3 separate regions of the Homo sapiens genome follow, and all the other regions are linked to region 2. Evidence: chromatin contacts called from ENCODE Hi-C or POLR2A ChIA-PET data. All regions are on one chromosome and are shown on one strand. The core of a region is the stretch at or near the end of the contact, and the rest is flanking DNA. Distances in the headings are between cores, read along the strand shown.

Region 1 (2,941 bases), core at 136-2,635, 2.1 Mb after region 2:
TTCATTCTCTGCACCAGGTGCCCTCAGACATCACTGGGCGCCCTAGGGCATCTCAAAGCCATGTTTGGAACTCCTGCAGGAAGCCCTCCCTCCTCCTCCTCCTTCCTTCCATCCAGGGGTCTTCTCGGGGCTTATCCCTTCAAGGCCTAACCTTGACCCACCCTATCTACGCAACATTGATTCCCACCCCTACCCTATTCCCCAGAACCTTCAGCAGTGCCTAGCGCAGCTAGGACTCAATCATCGCTTGTCCACTTAATGAATGACTCTTGGCACAAATTTCCTCGTCCTTTTCTGCCCCAGACAGACACCCCACAAACATGAAGTTACCCTTGATTTTTCCACTTTCTTCCTCCTGCCTGCAAATTCCTCAATCACAGGTGGTGCAAATCCTACCTCTAAATGGTACTGAATCTGCCTACTTTCGGGGCAACCTCCCTTACCTGGACCACAACTGCACCAGCCTCCTTTCTCCCTCAGGAGCTTCCCAATCCATTATCTCCCCTGCGGCCAGAGATCAGTTTCCTCCTGGGGTGCATTTAAGCCATAGGAAGCAGATCGCTACCCTAGGCCCGTCCCTCCCCACCCCTTGGTCTGGACACCCTCTGGGCTCATCTTAGGCCGCAGTCGCCGAAGCCTTCCTCCTCCGGTTGGACCCCCAACCAGGTCAGGCTGTCATAGCGTTTATCATGACGCTGGCGTGTCGCCCTGTGTCCCTCGGCCGTCTGCAGGATGGCAAACTTATGGCCAGGGCCCAGCACATTTGGGCACCCAACACATCCGTTAGAATGAACAGAAACTTCCCCTCTCCGAGCCTGTGGCCTCATCTGTAAAACAGAGATCGCGAGATCCCATGAATACCGTGGGGATTGAATAAGGGATTTTTTCGTTTCAAGCAGCAGGAACAGCGCGGGATGGGTGCTCAATAAATGGGAGCTCAAAAAATCCCCAAAACTGCCCAGAGCCGCGGCTATTCCTTGCAAACTGCTGGACACTGCTGGGCTCAGCCCACAAGTGTCGGAGTTTGCATCAGATTTTCAGGTCGTACTTAGCAAAGGGACTCCCGCACGACAAAGCTGTTTACGAAACAGAAACCAGAACTGGGGCAGTGACACTTTGGGGCCAGCAATGCCCTCTCCCAAAGCCCCAGGCGCCCAATTTCCGCCGAAATGCTTTCCGGGGTCGAAGGGCGCCGGGGCTCCAGAGTGCCGAGGTTCCGGGGTCGCGCGATTCCGCAGCTCCCAGGCGCCGACCCGGACCCCCGGCCGCGGCACCTACGCCCCGCCCCAGTCGCTCCACGCCAAAGCCCATTGGTCGGCAACCTGTCCCTCCTGCTCATGTGATGCGGCACGTGACGCAGCCACGTAAGGCCGCTGCGCTCACGTGACGCGGTCCCGGAAGTTGACCGGGGTGCGGAGCTCCTGGGCTGCAGCTCCTGGAGTTTCCGAGGTTCGTGCGCGTCTGGTGGCGGCGGCGTGATGTTCTCGGCAGGAGCGGAGAGTTTGCTCCACCAGGCCAGGTACGGGGGAGCTGCGGCCCCGGCCCTCCTTCCTGCATCTCTCCCTAGGGGCACACGGGGGTGGGTCTCACAGGGCAGGGGCTTGGGCGCCAGCCTTGCAGGAACCCGACTGGACTCGCCCTCGAGACTTGGGGATCGGGTAAGGCAACACGGCGGCCAGGCTTGGGGTGAGGAGGTCGGGGAGGGTCATGGTGGGTCCCCGGAGGAGGTGACACTTGAGCAGAGTCTTGGTGAGTGAAAGCAAGTGGGGTGGGACCCAGTCGACAGTTTAGTCAAAGGCTTGGCGGTGAGAACTCCGCGTCTGGCAGGAAATCGGGCAGCCGGGAGATTTCAGTGCCTCACAGTCAAGAACGCAAAGTCACAGTGTCCGGAGGCCTGCTAAGGAATAAGGCTGTGTGCCAGGCTGGGGAGCTGGAGGCCATCCGAGGGCTTTGCGGAACCGTGGGAGGGTTTTGTGACTTAAAAAGATCTCTCTTGCGCGGATGTATTAGCTAGGCTGAGAAATCACCCTCCAGGCTGGTTTCAGGCTGTGTCTGGACTCCCAGTAACGAGTGAGTAGCTCCTTCCTCACCAACTAACCAGTCATGGGGGAAAACAGTGTAAGCCAGGACTGAACAGACTCACGGTCCACCAAACAGGCAAAGACTTCATACTACATGTTTAAAAGAAGAAAATGCTGACCGGGCGTGGTGGCTCACGCCTGTAATCCCACCACTTTGGGAGGCCAAGGCAGGCGGATCACCTGAGGTCAGGAGTTCGAGACCAGCGTGCCCAACATGAGGAAACCACGTCTCTACTGAAAATACAAAAAAAAAAAAAAAAAAAAAAATTAGCCGGGCGTGGTGGTGGGTGACTGTAATCCCAGCTACTCGGGAGGCTGAGGCAGGAGGATTGCTTGAACCTGTGAGGTGGAGGTTACAGTGAGCTGAGATGGCGCCACTGCACTCCAGGCTGGGGGACAGAGCGAAACTCCGTCTCAAAAGAAAAAAGAAAAAAAGTAAAGAAAATACAGCCAGCACTACAGCCCCTTGGTAAACGTAAACAAACTTGGTGAGGTGAGAGGCCGAAGCAGGAGAAGTGCATGAACCCAGGAGGCCGAGGGTGCAGTGAGCCAAGATCGCACCACTGGACTCCAGTCTGGGTGACAGAACGAGACTCCATGTCAAAACAAACAAGCAAACCTGGACTCAGAGCTAGACCAATTGGTGGGAAAGATTCGGGTGGTTGAAATTGCTGTGATTATAGTGAGTGAGGTCTTGAAGGCAGGTTAAGTTCTAAAGCCCGAACAGGACAAAAATCTCTGATCAAAATAACCCTTAAGAGTCCACTCATTAGGAAGAGGCTTGGTGAATATGCAGCACCATCTCCCAGCAGCTCAACATAGGCAACCTTCCCTTCAATCCTGGACAGATATGTCATTCA
Region 2 (2,842 bases), core at 262-2,761:
CAGATGGTGGAGCCCGGGTGTGGAAACCTGTTTCTCAGTACACAGGAGGTCCAGGAATAAGGCCCCAGGTGATGAAGCAGAGCCAGGATGCACCCACTGCCCTAGAGTGCGGAGGGAGGCGTGCACCTGGGCCCAAGCACGCACTATGTCCATCCTCCTGGCTCTGGCAGCTCCCATCTCCCCTTTAGCAAAGGAGGAGGCACAGGCATGGGGAGGCCCTGTTAGGAAATTTGGCTGTGTGGCTCCAAAGCCCATGATGGGCCCTCTCTGGCAGGTGCCTGAATTTTTAGGCCCCAGGACACCAGAACAGGGCACCGTCTTCATCTTAGGTCTTGACAAAAGACTCAACCTTCCCCAGAGGGAAGGCCGGATGGGGACTGAATCTACCTGCGGATCCACTTAACACTCGTACCTTTTTAAAAAAAATTTTTTTTATTTTTGAGATGGAGTCTCACTCTGTTGCCCAGGTTGGAGTGCAGTGGCGCAATCTCCACTCACCGCAACCTCCATCTCGCAGGTCCAAGCAATTCTCCTCCCTCAGCTTCCAGAGTAACTGGGATTACAGGCGCCCGCCACCACGCCTGGCTAATTTTTGTATTTTTAGTAGAGACGGGGTTTCACCATTTTGGCCAGGCTGGTCTCGAACTCCTGACCTCAGGTGATCCGCCTGCCTCGGCCTCCCAAAGTGCTGGGATTACAGGCATGAACCACCACCACGCCCTGCCAACACTCGTAGCTTTATCATCCCCTTTTACAGACAAGGACACCGATGCACAGAGTGGTTAAGTAACTTGCCCCAGATCACACAGCTCTAGGTGCCCCAGCCAGGCCCTGAATCCAGATCATGTCCATTGTACAGATAGGCCACTCGGTGCCTTGCTGGGCGCTGCGGGCTGTGGGCTGTTGTGTGTGCAATGGGGAGGCCAAGACCAGCCCAGCCCACCAGGCCGGACCCTCGAGTCAAATAAGAAACATGCAAAGATCCAAACGAAGAGCGAATTCATGGAATGAAGCGCAGCTGCATATGCAGCCAGGGTTCCAGCCCCCACGGCCACGTGGAAAGACTGGCTGGCCCGGGTCTTACAGCGCTGAGGGTCGGTCTTCCAGCGCCTTAGGGGCCAGGCGTCCCTCCAAGAAGGCGAGGAAGTAGGCGGAGCTTCTGCCGGCGGACTAATGACGGTACAGAGGCGGGGCCGAAGGGCGGGGACACGTGGAGGGGCGGGGCCATTGGGTAATGGGCGGGGATGCGAGTGGAGGGGCAAAACCATCAGGTAAAAGGACCAATAGAGGTTCAGGAGCGAGTGGGCGGGGCACGCTGTGGGGCGGGATCGGCGGGGGATAGACCAATGGTGGGTAAGAGGCGGGACAGAGGGCGGGGCGCGCGGGGGCTGGGCTGGCGGGAGGCGGGCCAATGGAGGCTCGGGGGCGGGGCCGGCGGGCGGACGGGCGGGGGTGCGGAGGGGGCGGCGGCGGCGGCGGCGAACAAAGAGGCGGCGGGCGCGGGCGGCCGAGCGGAGCCGAGCGCAGCCGAGCCGGGCCGAGCCGGGCCGGGCCGGGCCCAGGAGCGCGCGGATGATGCGGGCGGCCAGGCGGGGGTCGACGGGTCCCTGAAGCCCGCGCCCCGGGCCAGCAAGGGAGCCCCGCGCAGGCCGCGCGCATCCGGAGGCGGCCGGGCCCCGCCATGGCCGGGGTCAGCTACGCGGCGCCCTGGTGGGTGAGCCTCCTGCACCGGCTGCCCCACTTCGACCTGAGCTGGGAGGCCACTAGCAGCCAGTTCCGGCCCGAGGACACCGACTACCAGCAGGTGACATGGGCCTCTCGGGGTCGCGGGGTCAGGGACCCCAGGTCACGGCCCCCTCCTCTCCCAGGGTCACGGCCCCCATCCCCGAGGGCCTAAAGACCCCTCATCCCCCCCTCCAGGGTCACGGCCACCTCCTCCTCGCAGGTACCGGCCTCCTTCCTTCTCGAGGGTCCCTTCTGAGTCCTAGGACCCTTTCTTCCAGGGTCATGGCCTCCTCCTCAAAGGTCTAAATACCCTCCAACCCCCAGTGAGGGTCCACGGCCCCCCTCCCGATTCTGGCCTTCCCTTCTGGTGTCACTAAGGCCCCTGGGTTTCATGGAGCTGCCTCTCCCCACTCCGTGAGCCCCCTTGGCCAGTGGAGGGCCTCTCCACCATCACTGTTGGCGGCCTGGTGCTGTGTCCCAGCAGAGACCCCTCCCCAGATGACCCCCAGGCTCTGAGATCAGAGCGGGTGCCTGAGCACATTGGGTGCAGGCAGGCAGAGACTCCTCGCCCACTCACCCCCGACTGGGGAATCCCACTGCCAGGCTTCCAGTGGGTGAATGGCCTGGGCCGCCGCCAGCCCTCTGTGGCCGGTAATGACCCCCTGCTTGGCGGTCAGGCTGTGGGATGTACACAGGGTGCCGTGTGTGGCCGTGGGAGACCAGGCTGCCTGTAGCCCCCGGGGGAGGGAGGCCCGGCGGCCAGGAAGCACCGTGGGCCTCAGGCAGGGAGGCTGGAAGCGGCTGAGCCCAGGCAGACCTGGGGGGCGGCTGGGGGCCCTTTGCAGCCCTCTCCCAGGGGAGCCCTTAGCCTGGCATCATGCCAGGCCCCAGCACCACCCCCATCGCCAAGCTACTGTCATTTGAGTGCGGGGCAGGGGACCAAGCTGTGGGCATTTCCTTCCTGCCTAGAGATCCGGATTCCAGAAGCCCCGTGACCAGGGTCCCTGGTCACCCGGAGTTTCTCTCTGGACGGATCATGGCAGAGCCCCATGGTGGGGTGGGGATGGCTTTGCTTATCAAAATGGCTTGGGAATCCGGTATTCCGCGGGCAGCCTAG
Region 3 (3,219 bases), core at 103-2,602, 2.0 Mb after region 2:
TGGTTGCTGGGTACAAAAATATAGTTAGATACATAAGTAAGATCTAGAATTTTCTAGCACAGCAGGGTGACCACAGTCAGCACTAATTTGCTGTACATTTTAGAATAACCAAGAGAGTGCAATTGGAATGTTCATCACACAGAAATGATGAATGCTGGGGGTGATGGAAACCCCATTTACCCTAATGTAATTATAATACAAAGATCTCATGTGTCCCATAAATCTATACACCTACTATGTACCCATAAAAATTAACAATTAAAAATTTTTAAATTAAAAATATAGGTCAGGCAAGGTGGCTCACATCTGTAATCCCAAAACTTTGGGAGGCTAAGGTGAGAAGATCGCTTAAGCCCAGGTGTTCAAGACCAGCCTGGGCAACATAGCAAGACCTAATCTCTGCCAAAAATAGAAAAAAACATAGCCAGGCACGGTGGCTTACGCCTATAATCCCAGCACTTTGGGAGGCCGAGGCAGGCAGATCACCTGAGGTCAGAAGTTCGAGATTAGCCTGGCCAACATGGTGAAACCCCGTCTCTACTAAAAATACAAAAAAATTAGCTGGGCGTGTTAGTGCACGCCTGTAATCCTAGCTCCTCAGGAGGCTGAGGCAGGAGAATCGCTTGAACCCGTGAGGCAGAGGCTGCAGTCAGCCGAGATCGTACCACTGCACTCCAGCCTGGGCAACAAAGCAAGACTGCGTCTCAAAAAAGAAAAAAAAAATTAGCTGGGTGTGGTGATGCCTGCCTGTGGTCTCAGCTATTTGGGAGGCTGAGGTAGGAGGAACGCCTGAGTCCGGGAGGTGGAGACTGCAGTGAGCTGTAATGCCACCATTGCACTCCAGCCTGGGCAACAGAACAAGACCCTGTCTGAAAAATAAAAGTAAAAATTTTAAATTAGAGATATATAGATATACACAACATAAACTGCACTCCACCCATTTTAAGGCTAAATCGTACTGCATGGTATGCTCCTCCCTAGGACTGATGTGTCTCGAGGGGGCCTCTTAGCTGCTGGGTGCAGCTGCCCAAGGGGGCACTGCGGGGCCCGATGCCGCCCTCCATCCAGGTCACCACTGCACCTCCACGACCACCCACAGAGGCCCCACTTTGCAGGCGAGAGCCCGGGCTCAGAGGCCAGTGGCCGGCCTGCGCAAGGACACGCAGCAGGTGAACCCTCCGCAAGGCGAGGAGCAGGGCTGGGAAGGGCGAGGGCGCCTCTCCGCGCCCCTCCCCTGCCCGGCCACAGAGCCCGGCCCCGCCCCGGGCCCTGCTCGCGGCCCGCCCTGCGCCGCCACTGCGCAAGCGCAGGAGGAGCAGCGTGGCGCAACCTTAAGGCGCATGCGCGGCCGGCGCAGACTTGCGGAAGGCTCCGTTCCCCTCGCGTGAATCCGCCGATCCGGGCTTTGGGGCCCGCCGGGAGCTCTGTTTATAAACACACGGCGCGGCTGCCGGCGAGGGGTAACCCTAAGGGGAGTGGGGTCGGAGGTCAGAGGTCAGCGGGCGCGGGGTCGCCGGCTGTGAGACCGGCCCCGCCACCCTCGGGGACTGCTGGCTGCGCAGCGTGGCCAGCCGGACCGCCCTACTGCGCACCGGGGCTGCCGGGGCGCCACGTGGTGCGCACGTGGTCCGGCCCCGGCGCGGCAGCTCCCCTCCCCCACCACGCGAGCCTGGCCGCAGCGCCCGCTGGCGGCGCGGCGTTGCACATTGCGCGTGCGCACAACTCGCCGCGAGGCGCCTTCCGGTGGCGCGGCGGGGTCGGTTGCCTCCTCGCGACGGCTGCGCCGGGATGTTCCGGGGCGGTGGGGTCGCCTGCCCAATGTCGGGTGCGCGAGTGACGGGTGGAAGCTGGATTTGTGCGCGTTCTTCAATGCTCCAAAGGGAGGAGGGAGCCTCCGAGAGTCCACGTGGGGCCGGTGGGATTCGCAGGGTCCGTTTTCTAAACATTGGGTGTCCTCGAACCTGGGGGCGCGGGCTGTGTCCGCCCCCAGCAGGGATGACCATGCCTGGGTCAGTGGCTGCATAAATAAATAAACGAATGGGGAGGAAATTGATAAAATATTAAAAGAGTGTTGTTTCAGAGTTTTTACTATGTCACCTCTTACAGATTTATGAGAGTTTGTTGTTTTTTGGAGAAGAGGGGTCTCCCTATGTTACCCAGGCTGGTCTCAAACTCCTGGGCTCAATCCATCCGTCCGCCTCAGCCTCCTGAAGTGCTAGGATTACAGGCGTGAGCCATGGTGCCCGGCCTGTTGATGAGATTCTACGTGAAATATATTGGGCGTTACCTAAGCACTCAGTCAGTGGTAGTTCTTATAGTTGTTGCTTAAAAACAGAAAGAAATGTCATACCGTGTTCTAAAAGGATTTGAGAAAGGTTTGCAAAGACTAAAAAGCAAGTGGCAGGGAAAAATAACATACGCAAACTTCCTCCTGACTTTTTCTGCCATTTTATAGCAAAGGCTCAGAATTGCATTGCCATTGTCGGTTGTTTCGGTAAAATTAGTGTTCCTCAAGTTATCTACTCCAGGGACATTTTTTTTTTCTTGAGACAGGGTCTTACTCTGTTGCCCAGGCTCGAGTGCAGTGGCACAGCCATGACTCACTGCAGCCTCAGCCTCCGGGGTCAAGTGATTCTCCTGCTTCAGTCTCCCGAGTAGCCGGGATTACAGGCGCGAGCCTCCATGCCCAGCTAATTTTTGTATTAATGTACTTTATAGGAGACAGGGTTTTGCCATGTTACCCAGGCTGGTTTCGAACTCCTGGCTTCAAGTAATCCTCCCACCTTAGCCTCCCAAAGTGCTGAGATTACAGGCATGAGTCACCACACCCAGCTCAGCAATATCCTTTATTATTTTATTTTTTATTTTTGTAGAAACGAGTCTCACTGTATTGCGCAGGCTGGTTTCAAACGCCTGGCCTCAAGCAATCCTCCCACCTCAGCCTCCCAAAGTGCTCGGATTACAGGTCTGAGCCACCGCTGCCAGCGCATCTTAAATACAGTCATGCATCGCTTGGGAAAGGGGATACCTTCTGAGAAATACATTGTTAGGCAATTTCATCCTTGTGTGAACATCATAGTGTGTAATTCCACAAACCTGGATGGTACAGCCTGTTGCTCTTAAGCTACAAACCTTTAACAGCATGTTAATGTGCTGAATACTATGAGCAATTGTAACACAATGGTAAGTATTTACGTATCTAAACGTAGAAAAGAGAAG

Evidence for each region. Hi-C counts contacts between places; a loop is a spot of excess contacts on that map. ChIA-PET counts read pairs that join two places held with the same protein, here RNA polymerase II (POLR2A). Pooled maps may share reads with other maps.
Region 1: a pooled map shows a loop between it and region 2 (7-fold over the local background). The contact joins the promoter of AP5Z1 here to the promoter of TTYH3 in region 2. A Hi-C loop is called at or near these places in 1 of 37 single-sample maps with no recorded cell type and 7 of 50 pooled maps. POLR2A ChIA-PET finds 5 or more read pairs at or near these places in 1 of 52 experiments (AG04449).
Region 3: a loop to region 2 is called in a pooled map, with 25 times the contacts of the local background. The contact joins the enhancer-like site here to the promoter of TTYH3 in region 2. A Hi-C loop is called at or near these places in 8 of 50 pooled maps. POLR2A ChIA-PET finds 5 or more read pairs at or near these places in 2 of 52 experiments (A549 and MCF 10A).

Annotation. Positions count from the first base shown.
Region 1 is chr7:4,774,238-4,777,178 of GRCh38, forward strand. It overlaps AP5Z1 (adaptor related protein complex 5 subunit zeta 1), which reads left to right and starts at 1,386. Exons shown (of 17, transcript NM_014855.3): 1 at 1,386-1,519. The coding sequence starts at 1,479. RefSeq lists enhancers at 128-804, 805-1,481, 855-904, 945-1,034, 1,465-1,534 and 2 more and a silencer at 1,215-1,344.
Region 2 is chr7:2,630,475-2,633,316 of GRCh38, forward strand. It overlaps TTYH3 (tweety family member 3), which reads left to right and starts at 1,512. Exons shown (of 14, transcript NM_025250.3): 1 at 1,512-1,804. The coding sequence starts at 1,682. RefSeq lists enhancers at 937-1,668, 2,401-2,842 and a silencer at 1,453-1,862.
Region 3 is chr7:4,640,504-4,643,722 of GRCh38, forward strand. No RefSeq gene overlaps it. Among named protein-coding and RNA genes, the nearest start is that of FOXK1, 40 kb to the right of the region's middle. RefSeq lists silencers at 1,117-1,316, 1,417-1,806. Within about 2 kb of position 1,353, at least 36 of the 41 ENCODE cell types and tissues checked have a DNase peak (open chromatin) inside an H3K27ac peak, as active enhancers do.